2 separate regions of the Homo sapiens genome follow, and region 1 is linked to region 2. A link is an interaction called in ENCODE POLR2A ChIA-PET data of the cell type or tissue named here. Cell type or tissue: GM12878. All regions are shown on one strand.

What was found. Peaks named below come from ENCODE experiments on the same cell type or tissue, not always from the same donor. Only the 100,000 strongest peaks of a DNase experiment are listed, where the experiment ranks them.
Region 1: POLR2A ChIA-PET joins it to region 2 with 11 read pairs; 2 of 35 experiments call an interaction of 5 or more read pairs at or near these places.

The regions. Positions count from the first base shown.
Region 1 is chr7:34,723,919-34,731,918 of GRCh38, forward strand. The region is part of intron 2 of NPSR1 (neuropeptide S receptor 1); the gene reads left to right. It overlaps NPSR1-AS1 (NPSR1 antisense RNA 1), which reads right to left. Exons shown (of 4, transcript NR_033665.1): 2 at 4,819-4,898. Among named protein-coding and RNA genes, the nearest start is that of NPSR1-AS1, 30 kb to the right of the region's middle. In GM12878, no CTCF peak of the experiment used is centred here; no DNase peak of the experiment used is centred here.
Region 2 is chr7:33,272,601-33,280,600 of GRCh38, forward strand. It overlaps BBS9 (Bardet-Biedl syndrome 9), which reads left to right. Exons shown (of 23, transcript NM_198428.3): 8 at 412-595; 9 at 1,227-1,356. Among named protein-coding and RNA genes, the nearest start is that of BBS9, 150 kb to the left of the region's middle. In GM12878, no CTCF peak of the experiment used is centred here; a DNase peak (open chromatin) is centred at 3,931.

The DNA of each region.
Region 1 (8,000 bases), 1.5 Mb after region 2:
TTATAACAATCACATGAAGAAGCTAACTCAATTTCTACAGAGGTCAGAGAGAAAAATTATCCATTTGGTTGAACCGAAACCCATCTATCTTCCACACTGAGTTAGTCTTTTATTTTAAATAAATATGTTGTTATCAAGAAAGGAAATCATCCATTATACTTTCACTTTCACCTTTGCTTTCAAAATCACCCAAACCTGAATTACTAGCTCATTTCTCCAAAAGCATAATTAATATTGACTTTCTTTTTATTATCTCCTATAACTAGATATTGAAAAACACTATAGCTAGCATAAAGGAAAACTTCTGAACAGTGTAGCCATATTGCCACAGAAACAGATTCAGAAAAATAAACCTAAGAACTCTGGAGAAAGAATGCATGTTATATAAGTTTCTCCCTAGAGTTTGGCAGCCTTTGTTCATAGTTGGATGTAAACTTATTCATTTCTACCCATAAGCCCACATAGCTTTACTTCCTGACATCTGTTCTCTCCTCCCAGGATCGGAAAGGTTTCTTCCTTCTGATAAAGTGTGAAACATTTGTGAGGAAAAGGTGGGTTCAGAGAGGGAGAGAAAGACGACAGCCTGATTCCTAGATCTGAGGTGGGACGCAGGAAGATGGATTTCTTTTAATTCCCCCTTCAAAGTTATTCCTCCTCATGTGCTTTTGGGACTATGCTTTGAGAATCTCTGGAGTGGAGTATCTGGTGGTCTGCACATAGTGGTGAAGAGCGTGGAGTCACAGAATTTGGGGTAAAATCCCAGCTCTATGTCTAATGAGCTGGGTGAACTTGACAGGTCAATTCACTGGCTAAGCCTCACCTTACCTGTTTTTAAAATGGAGAGTGGTGATATAAGAAAAGTGCTTAGCATAGTATCTAGGTTACAGTAGGTGACCAATAAATGGGAGTGATAACTACCATCATTATATTACATGGAAAGTACAAAACAAATAGTATCATAGTATGTAGCAAAGTCCTCATTTTGTTGGAAAAGAGTGATTAAATAAAACCGCAAATGTCTGTGCCTGTGGGGTGAGATGAGGGAGATGTTCAACGGTAATAGACAGCAAAGTGTTACCAAGCTACCCAAATGGATGATCCATTTAATTTCTACATGGAAAAGGAGCAAAAAAGGAAAGGGACCTCTGAAACCCTTCTAAGTACCCACACACACACAGACTCACACACACACACACACACACACACAGACACACACACACACTCACACACACACAGAGCTCTCAGAACACTGCTGCCAGAGGGTGAATGCAGATACAACTTTCATAACCATTGCTGAAATCACATATATTCCAAGAAGGGAAAATACTTGTAAAACTGAAACTTATTAATTAAGATACTATAGCCAAAATGGATGTCACAATGCTTGTCTGAATACCCATAATAACATTTATGTAAAATTTACTATGTCCCATCAACTGTCCCAAATCCTCTACCGGGATAAGATCACGCTATCTTGACAGCCACTCTAGTTGGTAAGTGTTGGTTTTGAGACATCTACAATTGAGGATACTGAAGGACAGAGACACTAGGTAATCTACCCAGGCTGCACACCTCATAGACAGTTGAGGCAAGACTCATATATAAGTTAACGCATCCCAGAGCCTGTGCTCCCAAACACAGCCCTCATACAGAACTGCTCCTGTAGTTAAGAACATAGTGAGGTCCCCAGAATGTGGGCAAAATCTAGTGGAGAGACTCTTTTCCGCCCCATACCAGCTGTTTTCACCAGATTGTTAGTAAAAAGAAAGTGGATCAAGAGAATGAGAAGACAAGCCACAGGCTGGGAGAAAATATTGGCAAAAGACAGACATCGGATAAAGGACTATTGATATGGTTTGGCTGTGTCCCCACCAAAATCTCACCTTGAACTGTAATAATCTCCACGTGTCAAGGGTGGTGCCGGGTGGAGATAATTAAATCATGGGGGCAGTTTCCCCCATACTGTTTCTGTGGTAGTGAATAGGTCTCACGAGATCTGATGGTTTTATAAATGGGAGTTCCCCTGCACAAGCTCTCTTGCCTGCCGCCATGTAAGATATGACTTTGCTCCTCCTTCACCTTCCACTATGATTGAGAGACCTCTAAATCATATGTGGAGCTGTGAGTCAGTTAAACCTCTTTCCTTTATAAATTACCCAGGCTCAGGTACGTCTTTATTAGCAGCATGAGAACAGACTAATACAACTATGGTACAAAATATAACAGAATTCCTAAGACTCAACAATAAGATAACAAATAGCCCAATTAAAAATGGGTAAAAGACTTGAACAGACACCTCACCAATAAAGATACACAGATGGCAAATGAACATATGAAAAGATGCTCCACATCATATGTCATCAGGGAATGCAAATTAAAGCAACAATGACATAGCACTACACATCTTTTAGAATGGCCACCATCCAGAACACTGACAACACCAAATGCTGGTGGGGCTGTGGAATAACAGGATTTCTCATTCACTGCTGGTGGGAATGCGAAATAGGACTGTCACTTTGGAAGACAGTTTGACAGTTTCTCACAAAATTAAATATACTCTTACCATATAATTCATCAATCACACTTCTTGGTATTTATCCAAATGAATTGGCAACTCATGCCCACACAAGAATCTGCACATGAATGTTTATAGTAGTTATATTCATAACAGCCAAAACTTGGAAGCAACCAAAATGTCCTCAGTAGATGAATGGAAAAACAAACTATAGTACATCCAGACAATGGAATATTATTCAGCACTAAAATGAGCTATCAAACCATGAAGATATGAAAGAAAATTACATGCATATTACTGATTGAAAGAAGTCAATCTGCAAAGACTACATATTATGATTCCCAAGTATATGACATTCTGGAAAAAAACAAAACTATGAAGACAGTAAAAAAAAAAAAAAAAATCAGCAGCTTTCAGGGATTAGGGAGGGGGAGGGATTAATCAGCAGAGCATGGAGGATTTTTAGGGCAGTGAAACTATTTCATATGTTATTATAAGGGTGTATATGTGTCATTGTACATTTGTCTAAACCCATAGGATGTACAACACCAAGAGTGAACCCTAATGTAGACAATGGACTTTGGGTGATGATGATGTGTCAATACAGGTTCATCAATAGTAAGAAATGTACCATTCTGGTATGGGATATTGAGAGCAGGGAGTGGGGGTTGTGCATGTGTGGGAGCAGAGAGTATATAGAAACTCTGCACTTACTCGATTTTGCCATGAACTTAAAACTGCTCTGAAAAATAAGGTGTTTTTTTTAATGATGCATATTTGCCAATTATATTTTAATAAAGCTGGGAGATCAAAAGGAGTGGAGGCTATCTTCAAACACATGTGCAGCCTTTTAAAATTCATTTATAAACAGGATCTCCAGGAGGGTGATCATGTTTATCTTGTTCACTTTTTAAAAAGTCATTTTGAAAAAGCAATAAATTCAAAGGAAATTGCAAAAATAAAGAGGCCTGATGTATTATTGACCAAGTTTCCCTCAATGGTTTTTGCATAACATTTAACGTAACTCTAGTTTGATATCAAAATCAGGACAATGATGTATGTACAATGTGTGTATAGCTGGACACCACTTTGCTACCTGGATAAGTTCATGTAGCAACCACCACAATATCTTGTTCACTTTTGTCATCCGGTGCTGATCATGATTCTCAACAATACTCTTAAGTGACTCAGTCAACAAACAAATAAGCAAGTGAATGAACAGATGACTGAATCCATGACATCAGTAAAGAGCATGTGGTTCTTCTGATTTGCATATGCACTCAGTCAATCTCACAGATCATTTTTATTTGTATAAAGCCTTGAGCTGAGAGCAGTCTATTAAATACAAGGATTGGGAGCACCTCACCACACATTAAAGTGCCCTTTCTTCCACTTCAACTTGACTAATTGAGCCTATGTGAGTGTAACTGCCATTCTCCCAAAGATCGTTATTGAAATAATATAACATAAAAGTGGAGGAAATGATTTTTTAAAAATCCCTGATGATAGGAAAGAGTGCTATCCATATGGTTAAAAAAAAAACCTGAGGCTTTCTTGCCAGATTCAGAACAGGTGAGATGGAAAACCACCATCTGGGAAGAAAAACAAAAAACTGCCTTTATTTTTTTTTTTGAGGTGTAAGTTTTTTTTATTATTATTATACTTTAAGTTTTAGGGTACATGTGCACAATGTGCAGTTTAGTTACATATGTATACATGTGACATGCTGGTGTGCTGCACCCATTAACTCGTCATTTAGAGATGGGAAGAGATACCCATCAAAACTTCATTCTCAACCCCCAAACCAAGAGCTGGAAATAAAAGGTGTACAAGGTGCCAGTTACAGAGGAAATGCACCAGACCCTGTCGCTGGAACAGGGTATCAGAACATCCTCCCAATCTATTCTGGGCCAAGGAGGCATGCTGGAGGCGGGCTGGGCTGAGCTGGGTACATGATGTGGGGTGCACGCTGGCAGAGCCAGTTCCCACCTGAGCCAGTGATGCTAACTAGAGAGGCGTGCAGTGCCTCATCCCCCGACAAAGCTCAGAAGCTCCAGGTAGAGCAGACGCTCTTGCCTTAATCTTTAAAAATAACTGGACTTTGATCTGGCCAAATGGAACTGGAGAAAATTCTCCCCCTCCTTTTGTCTGTTCACCTGAGGTTTTTCAGGAACCATCCAAGCAATTAAACAGGAGTGACATTATCTCTGAAGAAAATAATTTCAGTTACCAGTTTGGTATTATGAAAGACCCTTGGGAATAACCCCTCTGATGGGCTTCAGACCCATGATAGCTATACGTACTTGTTTTCTTCTCACAAGAAACTGATGGGCATGAAGATTGCAGTGACTGAACTGTCTCCCTGCGTTTCTTCTCACATAAGCTGTAAATGGGAACAAAGAGAGAAGATTAAATGTCTGTAAATTTTCATTGCAGCCCCTTTTTGTTTAGAAAGCATTTCTGCTTACCTTTTATATTTCTATTAAATAATAGAGAGAAATTTACTCCTCCAGCTCCCAAGAGAAGAATGAAAGTTAAATTAGAATTTATAGTGGACCCACAATTTCTGACCTAAGAACATTAATACAGGAATCCAAACCCCTCCCAGCTCTTCTTTGCTATAGTCATCACCCACTCAGAGGTTCAGCTCTGAACAAACCCCTTCTGAGCCTCTCCCAGGAAGCCTTATCAACCCACAGTCCAGAACCACCTTCACCGTTTGAGAACCTCACAAAGGGTACTTGCAGTGCTAGTGATGCCTACAGACTGCTTGGCCTTGTACTTGAGATGGAGTGAAGACGAGGGAAACCCCTTGATTGTTCTCAGTTTTCCCCTTTGTGCCTTGAAATTTCCATCTCATTGTGAATAAAAAAGTCAAAGCATATTCAATCCCAGAGAGGGGTTGAATCCCTGAATTTCACAAGATTGAAAGATCATGAAAAAATTGACCCCCTCTGGAAAGATGAGAAAAATCAAAAAGATCAATGAACACATACAAAGAGTCTGTATCTATGGCTCTTATTAACAGTGACTAAAGAATTTATCTGAGTAATTTAGCTAATTCAACTCAATAAGGAAACAACATAATAAAAGATATAACTGAAAAAATGAAATTATCAATTTGGAAATGATATGATTAAGAATAAAAAACAAGATTGTTTTTGAAAAATCATTGGGCCTAATAAGACATGTAATTAAAGAAGATGATTATAAAACCAACAAATATAAAAAGCAACTAGCTTCTCTGTACACTATCAATAACCAATTAGAAAATACAATCTTAAAAAACAAAAGATTAAATATTCAAGAACAATCAAAATACAAAATGCATATGAACAAACTTTTTTGTTTGTTTTGGGGACAGAGTCTTGCTCTGTCACCCAGGCTGGAGTGCAATGGCACGATCTCAACTCACTGCAACCTCCGCCTCCCCAGTTCAAGTGATTCTTCTGCCTCAGACTCCCAAGTAACTGGGACTACAGGCACCCACCCACCACACCTGGCTCAATGTTTATTTTTTAGTAGCAATGGGGTTTCACCATGTTGGCCAGGCTAGTCTGGAACTCTTGACCTCAGGTGATCTGAGTGTCATGGCCTCCCAAAGTGCTGGGATTACAGACATGAGCCACCGTGCCTGGTCATGAATAAATTTTAAAAGAATTGTGATGACTTACATGAAGAAAATCGCACAAGTTTACTGAGTGACATTTTAAAACTTTAATAATTGAAAATCCATTCAATGTTCCTGGTAAGGGAACAGAATTAATGGTCAGAAACAAATCAAATATATATAAGAACCTAGGATTTTTTTAAGTGCATTTGAAATGAATAGAGAAAAAAGGGATCATGTCTCCAGCACATTGATGTTCCTGCTTTTCTGAACACACTTAACTCTGTGTTGCCTGAAGACCTCTGTACTTGCTGTTCCCTCTGGCCTGAACAGTCTTCCCTCAGAGCCTGTTTCTGATCTCTGCTCAATGTTCTTTTAAAGGATAGCAGTGTCTTGGGGTCTTTATAACTTTGGGGCTTATCTATGGCTAGCAAATGTAGGACATAGGTGTGTAGAGTATGCAAAGCAGGAAGGCTCTCAATGGTTAAATATCTGTTTATCTGGTTATGTTTAAAACAATTGGATGTGTAAAAATTTGAGCGTGGTGCTAGTGGGCATTTAAGCTAACAGATCTCAGCCTACTATGAAGAAGTCATAAACCCAGGAGTAATATACAGAAGCCTTCTGGCTCATGTGCATGACACACCCCACCTAATTCTCAAGCTCCTCCCTCTTCATTTTTTATTATAGCAACTATCACTCTGTGACATTATAATCTATATCTATTTGGTTGTGTGTCTGTTATCTGTTTTTCTCATTAGAATGTTAACTCCATGGAGGCAGGAACCATGTCATCCTTGTTGACTGCATTTTCAGTACCAAAAAAAAGTGAGTGCCTGGACAGAATGGAAACCTAATAAACATTCACCAAAGGAAGTAGGAGAGGAGAGGGGCAGGAGAGAATATAGTAAAATAGGTTAAAGTTTCCAATATAGCCATGAAATTATTTTTAGGAAAAGAATTTCAATAACTCGCATAGAAAAAGATTTTTTAAGCATGATACCAAGGCAGAAATCCTTACAAAAGACTAACAGATTTTACTGCAAAATATAAAATTTACAAAATTTAAATTGTAAAGATTTTTTTAATACAAATAGAATTATAAACGGATTTAAATGTTTAGAATATAAATAATATTTACATAGCTGATCAAGAGTTAATATACTCACTAAAAAAGGACTTTCTACAAATCAATAAGTAGAAGATAAATACTTAATACAAGAATAAATACAAATATAGGAACAAGTAAGATACACACAAAATGCAATTCACCAGTAAACCTGTTTTAAATGTTTAATTTTGCCAAAAACTAAATAAATGAAAATAAAAATAACAATGAGTTACCAAATTTTCCAATAAGAAAAGAAAGTAGGTTTTAAGAAATTGGTAGTGCATTAGGCCATTTTTATTAAATAAACCTAAAATGGTATCAATGAAATATTTAAAAGTACCCCTGGGTTACATTTTGCTTTTTGGTACTTTCTAATTATTCCACCAATATGTATTACTTATGTAATTCAAAGAAGTGATTTTACAAGAAAAAATAAATAGTATGGTAAATCGCTGGCTCCTAGAGAGTGGGCCAATCTTGGAAAACAATGCCCCAGTGCTGAGAACTGTGTAGGTAAGTTGCATCTTTCAGTAGCACAAAGGAGAGATTGGTTTTTCACTACTTTAGATGAGGGCCAGGAGCTGAGGGGTTAATAGTGCACAGATAAATCTTGAAGGACAAATGAAGTTTTCCACATGGCCAAAGGAAGGAGAAATTATAGGCAGATGAATAGAACGTGTGAAAAGAGAGGAACACAAGACAGCATGGGCCAATGTAGCATCATAATAAAAATAAGCAACACAAGGCCAGGTGCAGCGGCTCAT
Region 2 (8,000 bases):
GCTTGGTGACTACTCTGTATATGCATATTGATATATTTTTAGTTGCCCTATAAAAACACATGTACAATCATAATGATAGTTTTTATGGATTATTAAATTTGATTTGCAAATTAAGCACAATATCATTTTCATGGAAGTTTTTTAGGGAAGCAGATAAGTGTTTTAGTGTTCTTGAATTGCAGAATAGTTAATATCATTTGGTAAGACATGGAACAAAACTTTGATTAGAGTCTTGTAAAATACCAGAAAAATGGTCATAGTGATAAAAAAAAGAATAAAGAAATGAAAGAGATTAGCCCATCTTTATATTTCTGCTTTGTTGTAAAGCAATTTCTTAATTTATATTGATATGAAAATAACTGAAATTTTCTGAGGTTAGCAACTAAATTGATATTGAGTTTTGCTTTGTAGGTGGATTGGACTCTAAATATTGGAGAGCAAGCCCTTGACATATGTATTGTCTCTTTCAATCAGTCGGCATCCTCTGTTTTTGTTCTTGGTGAGAGAAACTTTTTTTGCCTTAAGGATAATGGACAAATTCGATTCATGAAGAAGCTTGATTGGAGCCCAAGTTGTTTTCTGCCATATTGCTCAGGTGTGTAGAAAGATTTTCTTTTATCTCTTCCATATGTCAAGGCTATGTGATATACACCAGAAAAAGCCACACTCATACACATATTGTAAACATATATGAAAACAGTTTAATATTGAATATGTAATGGAAATTTTAACTTTCAAAGTTTGAATGGAAGTTTGATATAAAGCACACATTTGGTTTTGTCAGTCATTTTACTTTGTACAAAATGACTTGTAAAATTGGCCTCCGGCATACATTAATACTTTCCATAATGTGGCTATTCAAGATGCTTTCAAGAGAACATCAGACTCTTTTATAAGCACAATAGTAATGTCTAATAGAATGAATTATCTGTAGTGAATGCGTAGTAAATCATTAGCTTAAATGTGTTACATATTAATGAAATTCATGCTTTCTAGATGAAATGCAAAAATGTTGGTGATTATCTAGTTATAGCTTCCAAGACTGTAAAATGATTCCTTTCTTTTTTATACTGGTAAAGTTACAAAATAATGTTTTATTATGTAAAATCTTTATGTATTAAAATCCAGGTGTTAGAATTAGTTTGTGCTATCAATTTCCTAAAAGAGATATACTTTTCCAAATGACTGTTTTCTTAGTGTCTCTTTTCTGTATTTTCAACTTACAGTTTCTGAAGGAACAATAAATACTTTGATTGGAAATCATAATAACATGCTGCATATTTATCAAGATGTGACACTGAAGTGGGCCACCCAACTTCCCCACATTCCTGTAGCAGTAAGAGTGGGCTGTTTGCAGTAAGTGATTTAATTTAACACAGTTTTTAAAGAGGATGTTAGTCAAGAAATTTTCTAGAAGTTCTATGAAATAATGACAAGTGATTTTATTAAAAAATTACAGGTGACATTGTAGTATGAATGTCAATAATAAAAGTAATTTAAAATATAACTTTTATTGGAAAGGAAGGATAATTAGTGCTATTAATCATTTTCATTTAATATTTCTAGCAAGATATCCTTAGTAAATTAAAGGTAAAAACTGGTGAAGACATCAAGAAAATGGTTTACTTGATAGATTATTCTTCAGAATACAAAAATATTTCTTTTAGCATTTGATGAGTCCCTTTTAGAGAACATTTATTGATAGACTGTGACGATATTACACTGTTCATTATAATAAGTTCTCACCTTGTTTCAGACGTTTCATTAAGTCAAGTGATGCAGAATTGTTAATGATCATGTGTTTACACAGTTTAGATTTTAAGTGGGGCTACTTTGTATTTAAATTGAAAAACAGAATTCATACTTTAACATTAAGTTTACAAAATTTATCAAAAATGACAGAAATGAGCCATCTAAGTGAGTAATTTTTCTAGGTCATCAGTATAAAAACTGAGATGCCGATGAACTTTTTAGCATCTTAGATTATGTTTAGGAATTGAAAATATCAGCAAACGTATAGAAATACAACTTTCCATAAAGCTTCATAGATTCTCAGATGTATTCAGTTCTACTTATTTATAATATTTTATTGAGCATTTAAAGGCCATACGGGGCGGGGCACAGTGGCTCACGCCTGTAATCCCAGCTCTTTGGGAGGCCGAGGTGGTTGGATCATCTGAGGTCAGGAGTTCAAGACCAGCCTGGCCAACATGGTGAAACCCTGTCTCTACTAAAATACAAAAAATTAGCCAGGTGTGGCGGCGTGTGCATGTAGTCCCAGCTGCTTGGGAGGCTGAGGCAGGAGAATTGCTTGAACCCAGGAGGTGGAGGTTGCAGTGAGCCGAGATCACACCACTGCACTCCAGCCTGGGTGACAGAGTGAGACTGTGTCTCAAAAAAAAAAAAAAAAAAAAAAGCCATCTGTAGAATTCTTCAGTGACACCTATAGTTTCTCATCAGGATGGAGTTGTTTTCTCCTATTAAGGGCTTGAGTGTAATATTATTGTTGAAGCTCAACGAAGGGTATTCATATTTGCATCAGTGTTTTATCTAAAGCCTGAATTTTAGAAAAATGGAAACGGTGTTTTGAAAACATTGAATATTTTAAAAAGAAGTTGCTTTCTTATGTTTTATGAGAAAAAACATATAATTCTAATTGCTATGCACTTAACACAAGTTATAGTTATTTTGTGTCTGAAAAATAATTTAAAAGTTTTGAGATTGGCTTTTGCAATGTCCATCACATGGTCTTTTTAAATTTAACAGAATATTCATACTCACCAGACATTTTGTATCAGATTTACTTAGAAGGATTTAGAACAGGAAAAACATCTTGCCAGCAGGGCAACATCAAGTATTTCACTTCTGGAAGAGTAATTCTTGCAGGAGTCTATATATCCATCCAAAGCTGTTCTCTTTGGTCTCTTAAGTGACAGTTCATTTGCAAAAAGACAGATCCACACTGGTGAGTATGGGTCTCATTTTGACTTATAATCTTCATGTCCTTCAGGAGCCAATATCTTGAAATACTTAAAAATTATTGGGGTTTTGGTGTGTATTTTGAGCACAGGAGAATGATGGGTAGAAAGACCTTATTGAGAACATTTAGTTGAAATATATATATTTTTACACATACATTATATACAAGGGATGTACCCATTTCAGGAGTCACCATACTGAGAAAAGTGCAAAGGTATGGCTTCTCAGCAGATATTTATTGTTAATTTATAGTTTTTGGTCTAGGTGCAACTTATGAGTTAACAGTCAATAATAACTGAAATATTATGAGTAAAACACCAAATTTTCATATAGTGTGCATCATGATGCTTATGTTCAAAAGTAGCCTGTCATTTTATTTTCGGTACCTGTGAGTGAACCTTCCTATTTCTCATAGCTTTTGCAAGATGACAGTTATAAACAATTAAATCCAAATATTGCCATTAGTATTTTCCACAATTAATATATAAAAATAAATTCTAATTGTTGAACTGAAGATTTTTCTTTTCTTACATATAATTTAACACAAAGTATAGGATTAGACTGTGTTTGAAAGAATTCCATTGTAATTTCTATTAGAGTTTTTTTCTTCTTCAGTAAACTATAATTAATGCATGAAAAAGAAAATAAAGATTGTAAAACACTAGACTCAATTAACATAAAGTTTAGGAAGGTTTTCTGCCCTCACCACAATTGTAAGCTGTATGCTACAGTTATTTAAATACCTTTTATCATAGTCACATCTTAAATCTTATTACTTATCTAAACTGAGGCAGTAAATGGACAATTTCAAAAATGATCATAAGTACAGAACACCACAACTATATTTTAATCACTTGCAAAAAAGGCCGTGGACCATGGGGAGAGCACTCAGCTCTTAGCTCATGCTGCGGTTTAGGTTATTAACCACAAAAGGTAAGGGAGCTTCCAGTTTTGCTCTTTGGCTGTCAGATCATTTACAGGGGGGAAGTTGGAATAGTAGCTGGTGTTACAGATACCCTACACAATGCAAAGCTAGTGAACACCAATATCTAGTCATCCGGCAAAAAAAGAAAAAAGAAAAAAACAGCATAAACTAGCAAGAGCATCTGCAGCCAACTGCAGGCTAATGCCACATCTTTTCTCAAGGCTCTATCCTGGGTATGTGAATGAAAAGCCCTGCTTTTGTCCTGATCAACAACAGCCTTCCTGTGAGGAAGATACTTCCTTGCCACGTGAGCGCTGGTGGGCTTCTCACCTTTGCAAGCAGTCCATAGGTGTGGTGGTTCCCAAAATGTGGCTTTTGCCATTCACCATGCTGCCCTCACTCCCTCACCTCATGGGCCACAAGAGGGTGGAAGAGCCAGGCAGATCTAAGCTGATGTCCCAGAAGGGGTCTGTGGTGGTGGAGACTCCATGGCAGACTTGGCAGGTGATGTCCAACTGCAGCCCACCTGTGAAGATCTGTTCTATGATGTAGTTGTGGTAGTTGGCCTTCTTCCCATTGTCATCACCTGGGGACAGACTGTGGCTCTGGGATTAGTGTCTGTAAACCACAAAGACAGCGAATGTCTAAGGGAAGAGTATGTTTACCCTGCAGAGGCCTGAGGAAGCCAGCGCTGACACTTTACAAGGCCATGTGAGGATGCTCATCATTTCATTAGAGGGTCTTGCTGTTATTTAATGTGACGAGAAATCACAGCACTTGGATTTTCAATGCTCCTGTTTTTGTCATTCCCTAAGAAGAGCCCCATATTTTTTATCTTGCCAACAAAGCACATCTAATGCCCAATAGCTGAGTAGGTAGTTGGTTCCCTTTTTATATGAGGGACAATTGAATAAATATTTTCCTGCAGACAGCTGAAAATATTGTGGGCCAGATACTGTAACCCCAGACAGGTTCTTTCTGCCTGTTGCACAAACAAAATCAATTCACTGTATTTCAGTAGAGAAAGAGTTTAATTGATGCAAGGCCAGCCACACCACACTGAAGAGGGACTTATTACTGAAATCAATCTCATTGAAGGCTCATAGGTTAGGGGTTTTTCAAAAGTTCTTTGGGGGAAGAGTTTGGGGTGGCTAGGCAATGGGTGCTTGCTGCTAATTGTTTGGAAGGTGCAATCATAGGGGTGTGGGAAATGATCCTGTTGCATGCTGAATCACTTCTGGGAGCAGTTGGTGGGTCCAGGTGGAACCATCATGGGTTTCAGAAATGCAAAAAACCTGTAAAGATCTCTTACAAGACCACTGTTAGGTTCTACAATAGTGATGTTATCTGAAGGAGTATTGGGGAAGTTGCATATCTTGTGACCTCTGGAATAATGGCTGGCAATTGTTTTTGTCTACACCTTAGCAAAATTCAGGCTACTCTATCCTCCTAGCCTGGTGTTCTCTCATTAGCTTTACAAAGACAGTTGAGTTTTGGGGAAGGGCTATTTTTACTTAAACTATAGACTAAATGTCTCCCAAAGCTAGCCTAGCCTAAGCCTAGGAATAATTAAGGGAGCTTGAAGGTTAGAGGCTAGAGGGATGTAGGTTAGATCATGTCTCCCCCACTGCCATAATTTTCTCACTGTGACAATTTTTGCAAAGCCTGTTTCACTTTCGCCCTTTGAGTTTCAGCATGCCTCATTCCCGAGGTGTAAGCTATGATATGGGAAAAGGGTGAGGACTGCTCTAACTTCTTCCTACTGACAGGGGGCATAGTTGTGGTATGGGTTGCCCCTAGGGTAAGAGGAGTGGAACTGCTTTGCATGTATTCATAGGTGCCTGATTGGGCTTCCAAGGCTTATATGACAAAGACGTTAATATTCTCACCCACAGTTTTAGCATAGCACTTAAGTGAACCACAGACTATAGGATAATGAGTAGATTGTTAGAAATACAGATTCACTAAATAGGAAATAGCAAATTTAAATATATCATCCCATATTTTTTTAATTTCCTAGTCCTGAGACTAGATGAGTTCAGCTGAACAGCTGTTTCCCATATCAGGAGGTGGCATTGCAGATGGGCTAGGCCTTTGTATTTGATGAAGGCAAACAGATTTTTTAATAAGAGGCATTTCAGACAGGTTCCAGGACTATTTCTTCACTGTAATTAGATCTCTGCCCTATGGGTCGACAGTGCCTCACCAGCAGGTACAGTGCCAAAGATGACCCTCAGTAGAAATAAGCAGTTGTAAGAGCTCACCTCTAGGTCTGTTATACTGGAGGAGGCTGATGAACCATGGGCAGATATTTGCAAGGGTGGATCCTGGATAAGCCCCCAAATTTGTAACTGTCTGACGAGTTCTTCCTGCTCACTGTACAAACAAAATTAATTCATGACATTGCAGTCGAGAGAGCATTTAATTGACGCACATCTAGCCATACCATGTGGGAGAGAGAGTTATTACTCAAATCAATATCATAATCTGTTAGAATTTTAAAGGTAATTATTACTAACTTAGCTATAGCTTATCTGTTTATTTATTTTTAGAGACAGGGTCTTGCTCTATTGCTCAGGCTGGAATGCATTGGCATGATCATAGCTTACTTCAGCCTTGAACTTCTGCCTCCTGTCTCAGGAGCCTCCTGAGTAGCTACAACTATAGGCATATGCCTCCTCCTGTCTCAGCCTCCTGAGTAGCTACAACTATAGGCATATGCCACCATTCCTGGCTAATTTTTTCATATTTTTTAGAGATGAGGACTCACCATGTTGCCCAGGCTGGTCTTGAACTTATGGCCTCAAGTGATCCTCCCACCTTGGCCTCCCCAAGTGCTGGGATTATGGGTATGAGCCACAGTGCTCAGCCCACATATTTATATTAGGAAGTTATTTGAAATTGACAGTACTGAAATAATTTTTCTCTTGCTTTTTATTACCTTTAGGGTTAAAGCTTTTTGATAGAAGCTTCCTTGGCTGAATGTGTTGATTTATGAAGGAAGTTGCTGCTTTTTAAATACGTTTCTTTTCAGTGAATAAGAAATGTTGGATTTAGATCAAGTTGATGCAATTATACTTAATAACAGCATTTTGCTCAGAGTCTAAGATGTTTTTTTTCTTTCCACTCCCACCTACTTGGCAGCTTTAGTCCTCTCTACCTTGTTTATTACATACCAGTTCCAATTCTGTCTGTGTTTTCTTCTTCCTTTTCAGATTAAATCTCATTCTCAATTAAATTGTTTTTTATTTAATTATTTTCAATTTTTGTAGGTCAGACTATGGGAAAATGAAATCAATACACAGGTTACAGAATCAGAAGAGCCCAGCATCTTACTTCTGCTGTGGTCAGTTTCTCAAGTGGCAAATAAAGATCATCATTTATCAGTAATGTTACTTTCTCTGGAGATATCAAATAAATATATCTACAAGTGTGGAAGTCCATTTGAATGAAACTTCACAAAGATGAGAACCATTCTAAACTTTGCTGGCAGCTCACAGCAAGCTTTAAAATCTTATTGCAGTACTTATTGCAGCTCATTTTTTAGTTTGAGCAATTTGGTCTAGTACTTCAATGTTTTTCTTCCTAGGCTAGGTCCACAATAGTCACTTATTTTAAATTTGTTACTTAACAGTTTCTTCTTTTTAAAAAATTTCCTAGCTTATTTAAATTTTTTTAAACATTTATTTTAGATACAGCAGGTACAAGTGCAAGTTTGTTACATGGGTATATTGTGTGATGCTGAGGTTTGGGGTACAGATTCTGTCACCCGGGTAGTCAGCATAGTACCCAATAAGTAGGTGTTCCACCCACAGCCACTCCCTCCCTCCCCACTCTTGTAGTCGACAGTGTCTGTTGTTCCCATGTTTATGTCCATGTGTGCTCAATAATACTTTGTTCTTTAGCTTTCATTGATCTAATATTGTTGACCAGAATGTTTCCCCCATATCTTTTCTGGATTTTCATGTTTCTATTTCGAGACATAGCTCAAGTCACATAAATAAGCCTTTCCTGCTTATCATGGTCTCCCTCTTCTCTGAATTTCTATCACATTCATAATTATGTTGATGAACTACTATTTGACTTTCCTAACTCT